2 separate regions of the Homo sapiens genome follow, and region 2 is linked to region 1. Evidence: read pairs that join two places in POLR2A ChIA-PET (ENCODE). Cell type or tissue: PC-9. All regions are shown on one strand.

Region 1 (2,500 bases):
CATTGCATCAGCAGATCTGAGTAGTTACAACAGAGACTGCCTGGCCTGTAGGATCTGGAATATTAATAATCTGGGCCTTTGCAGAAAACATTTGCTGACTCCACCACTACTCACTGGGCAGCTTTGAGGAAGTTATTCTACCTTTCTGTGCCTCAGTTTCTCCATCTGTAAAAGCACCTCTTATATTGGGGTGTTATGACATAGGAGAAGGGTCTAGAACAATGCCTGGAACACAGTATATGCTACAGGTATGTGTCAGGCCGTGTGCCTTGCAAACATCATTTTATCTTCCCAACAGTGTAGAGGGGTAGATCTTTTCACCATCCCCATTTAACAGATGGAAAAACTGAGATTCGACGAGCGGCAGTGATTGTTTCTTAAGCCTGTGGTAAGGATTTGGATGCAGAGGGGAGTGCTGTCAATTCTGGCAGTCTCTTTAGAGGACCCAGGAGTGCAAGTGAGATCAGCCACTGCCCTTGTGATGCTCTCTGTAGAGAACAAGCAATAAGTAGCAGATGTAATTCTTTGAGGCGAGGGCCTTGATGGGGAAAACACAGATGCTGTGAGGCCACAGAGGTGGAGCAGGCACCCTGGCCTGAGCAGTCAGGGGAGACTTCCTAGATGGGGTGATGATGAAGCTTCCTGTATGGCAGACGAGGTCCCAGGCACTGGTTTCCCTGATGAAGGGGGCTCAGAAGTCAAATGCCTTGGGGACCTTCTCTGCTAGTTTCACCCACAGTCTGGAAGTTGCCATATTGTTACTTTGTCGCCTCTAAGTGGAGTCAGTTCTCTCCTGCCCTTCAGGAGGGAAGGTCATTGCAGCACCTGGGCCACTCCATTAGCAGTCATGGGCTCCGATGACCTAGGGCCTCTCATTTCCTCACAGCTCTCCCCAGAGCAAACACATCACAAAGGGCTCCTTGCTGGTGTCAGCGAGTCCCCCTTGTTGAGGGTCATCCCCTGGTATCTATAGGAAACAGCATCCTCTGTTGCTTCTCTCACTGCTCCCGCCCTCCCTCCCCATCTCTTCTCTGGCGCCCGCAGCCACCACCCTCCCACAAGCCTGCTGGGAGCTGCAGCCCTGCCCTTAGGTGATTGCTCCGAGGTTCTCTTGTGGCGCCTTTCTCTGGGTCTATCCTGTGTCTTTCATGCCCTCTTGTGTCCATTCTGAGAACTGCAAAGCATCCTGCAGCCCCTGGATGTGTGTTTCTTGCAAATAACACTGAATCCAGCTTATTGGAAGCTGGCTATACACCAGATCCAGTGGAAGGCAGTTTCCGTTACTCAAGACTCAATAATTTAACATATATAATGGGAACATTCTACTGGCATGGCTGTTACAGGCACTTCTGTGTTCATCAGTTTTGTTACTTCCATCCTTCCATCCATTTATCCATCCTGCATCCATGAATGCCTTCATATATGTAACTTTCTAAAAGTTGGGACTACCATATGTGCCATACTAGTACCTTATTCTCCACACATCCTCAACATCAAGATAGGGCTTGGCACATGGTAGCTTGTCAATAAATGGATGCTGAATAAATGAATGAACGAGTTAATCAATGAATGAAAAATATGATAGAACGTAAGGTGTTTGGTAGACATTGCATCCCAAGCCTGTCTTGTTCCATCATCTCCCAATTTCCCTTTTGGCTAAATAGTGCTTCCCTAGTCCTAGGACTCTGTCAAATCATTCTAAAGTCAAAGATTGGGAGTGGGAAGTGGAGTTAGAACTTAATCTCTGGTGTCTGATAGTTTCTAAGCCATGCACCCCACCCTCCCACTTCTTGGTGTTTCTAGGGCCCATCAGCTGAGCTTCAAGCTGTAGTAGAAGCAGCCACATATTCACTAAACCCGTTTTCTTTCTAAAAACAGAGCTGAACTGTATTTCTCCGCCTTTCTTGCAGCTGGTTCTGGCCATGTAACAGAATTCTGGTCAATGGGATGTGAATAGAAGTGATACTTACCACTGTTCATGGCCAGGGCCATGAACAGTACCCGTGGTGACCTTCTACCCCTTACCCCAACTGCTGGCTGGATACAGAGGAAAGAGCAGGTGGCTCCAAGGCCCTAGAGAAGGGCAGAGTCACAAGCTGGAGGATCCTGGGTCCCCGAGAAGCTGCATGGAGCAGAGCCTCCCACCTTTACCCTATAGCTGTTAAGTGGACTTTCCATGAGCATGAAACAAGTGTGACACACAAGCACCATTACCTTTGCAGCTGATGGGCTCTGACCTGTTGCCCTCAAAAAACAGCTTCAACTCCGGGGCCTTGGTAATCCCAAACTCCTGCTGAAGCTCCTTCTCTATGGTAATGTCCACTTTGCCAAAGCCGATCCCATTCTTGCCTTTGCCCATGATCTCCACAGCTTTGCCCAGCTCTTCCGCCAAGTTCCTGGATTGCTTTGAGGATGGGTTGTCTGAAAGAGTATGAAGACAAAATTTGAGAGGCCTTTCCTCGCTCCCCATCTCCAACAGTAGATTATTTGTTGGGCCTGC
Region 2 (2,500 bases), 810 kb before region 1:
GGTCAGGAGTTTGAGACCAGCCTGGCCAACATGGTGAAACCCCATTTCTACTGAAAATACAAAATTTTGCTGGGCGTGGTGGTACATGCCTATAATCCCAGTTACATAGGAGGCTGAGGCAGGAGAATCGCTTGAACCTGGGAGGCGGAAGTTGCAGTGAGCCAAGATTGCACTCCAGCCTGGGCAACAAGAGTGAAATTCCGTATTAAAAAAATATATATATATGGCCTGGTGCGGTGGCTCACACCCGTAATCCCAGCAGTTTGGGAGGCCAAGGCGGGCAGATCACTTGAGGTCAGGAGTTCGAGACCAGCCTGGCCAACAATGTGAAACTCCATCTCTACTAAAAAAAAAAAAAAAAAAAAAAATTAGCCAGGCATGGTGACAGATGCCTGTAATCCCAGCTACTCAGGAGGCTGAGGCAGGAGAATCGCTTGAACCTGGGAGGCGGAGGTTGCAGTGAGCCAAGATCGTGCCATTGCATTCCATTCTGGGTGACAGAGCGAGACTCTGTCTCAAAAAAAAAAAAAAACAAAAAAAAAAAACAAAGAGGTTACTAGGAGTAAAACGTAAGCTTACTGTTTAAGAATTACAGAGGAAGTAGTCTCCCCCTCATTGTGCCTCCCTCACCAACTGGGTTTTAGAGAGCCTTTCCCTTGCCTTAAGTCTTTTCCCTTGTGCAATAAGGTATGTTGGTGAGGGGGTCACATGCTTAGTCTTATACGTCACTGGTCCCTGAATGCAGTTCTCAGCTTCCTCTCCTAAGACACACAGTCAGAAGCTCTGGACCAGGGTGTCTCAAACTGCCGTGTAGCAGGATTTCCTGAGGAACTTTTGTATGAATATAGATGCCTGGCCCCCACTTGCTCAATTAATCTTGCAGGATGGGACCCCAGAATTCCTATTTTGATGCTCCAAGGGGATTCTGGAGCAACTGACGGATCATGTGCTGCTGGGTGCAGATGAGCACAATCATAGTTCATTGCAGGTCTCTGATATGGCAGCTGCCACTCTCCCCACGGCTCTGCTGGATGAGACAGCACGTTAGAAATCAAGAGAGTGGGAACAGCTTTGTTATGCATAGAATTTTTTTTTTTTTTGAGATGGAATTTTGCTCTGTCACCCATGGTGCAGTGCAACCTCTGCCTCCTGGGTTCAAGCAATTCTCCCACCTCAGCCTTCTGAGTTACTGGGACTATAGGTGTGCACCACCAGGCCCAGCTAATTTTTGTATTTTTAATAGAGACAGGGTTTCACCATGTTGGCCAGGCTGGTCTCAAACTCTTGACCTCAAGTGGTCCACCTGCCTTGGCCTCCCAAAGTGCTGGGATTACAGGTGTGAGCTACCACGCCCAGCTTGTTATGGACAGAATTTTGATCCCAGACCATAAAAGGTAAATCATACCCACCAGTTTGTAAAGATCAAATAGAGTGATGATACCAAGTGTCTTAGTTTGTTTAGTGGTACTATAAAGGAATACCAGAGGCTGGCTAATTTATAAGGAAGAGAGGTTTACTTGACTTATGGTTCCACAGGCTATATAAGAAGCATGGTGCAGCATCTGCTGTTGGTGAGGGCCTCAGGCTGCTTCCACTCATGGTGAAAGCAAATGAGAGCAGGTGTGTGCAGAGATTGCATGGCAAGAGAAGGGAGGAGAGAGAGGGAGAAAATGCCAGGCTTTTTTCAACAGCCAGTTCTCATGGGAAGTAAGAATAACTCATTACTGCACTCATTACTGCAAGGATGGCACCAAGCCGTTCATGGTGGATCCCCCACTACAACCCAGACACCTCCCACCAGGCCCCACCTCCAACACTGGGGATCACATTTCAAAGATGAGACTTTGTATGAATATAGAGCAATAGGAGCTCTCATATGCTGCTGGTGGGAATGTAAAATGGCACAACCACCTTGTAGAACACTTTTGCATTTTTTATTTTATTTGAAGACAGGTGCTGTGGTCTGGTTGTTTGTGCCTAACCCCACTCCCCTGCCCCGATTCATATGTTGAAATCCTAACCCCAAGATGATGGTATTAGGAGATGGGCCCTTTTCAGAGGTGATTAGGTCATGAGGGTGGAACCCTCATGAATGGGATTAGTGCCCTATAAAAGAGGTCCAAGGGCACTCCCCTCACCCCTTCCACCAAGTGAAAACACAGCAGGAGGGCATCATCTATGAACCCAACCGGAAAGCAGGCTGTCATCAGGCACTGGGACCTAATCTGCTGGGACCTTGATCTTGGACTTCCCAGCCTTTAGGACTGCGAGAAATACATTGCTCTTATTTATAAGCCACCCACTTTGTAGCATTTTGTTATAGCAGCTCAAAGGGATTAACACAATGAGCCAACCCTTTGATCCAGCATTCCACTACTAGGGGTATCCCCAGATCAGGGGTTGGTAAACTGCATGCTGCAGGCCAAGTCTGGTCCACTGCCTGTTTTTTAAGTACAGTTTTATAGGAACAGAGCCCTATCAATTTGTTTACATATTATCT

Evidence for each region. ChIA-PET counts read pairs that join two places held together with the same protein. Peaks named below come from ENCODE experiments on the same cell type or tissue, not always from the same donor. Only the 100,000 strongest peaks of a DNase experiment are listed, where the experiment ranks them.
Region 2: POLR2A ChIA-PET joins it to region 1 with 15 read pairs; 2 of 35 experiments call an interaction of 5 or more read pairs at or near these places.

The regions. Positions count from the first base shown.
Region 1 is chr16:20,382,431-20,384,930 of GRCh38, forward strand. It overlaps PDILT (protein disulfide isomerase like, testis expressed), which reads right to left. Exons shown (of 12, transcript NM_174924.2): 3 at 2,215-2,421. Among named protein-coding and RNA genes, the nearest start is that of PDILT, 21 kb to the right of the region's middle. In PC-9, CTCF peaks have their summits at 1,199 (motif pointing left) and 1,421; a DNase peak (open chromatin) is centred at 1,121.
Region 2 is chr16:19,575,649-19,578,148 of GRCh38, forward strand. The region is part of intron 5 of VPS35L (VPS35 endosomal protein sorting factor like); the gene reads left to right. Among named protein-coding and RNA genes, the nearest start is that of VPS35L, 21 kb to the left of the region's middle. In PC-9, no CTCF peak of the experiment used is centred here; no DNase peak of the experiment used is centred here.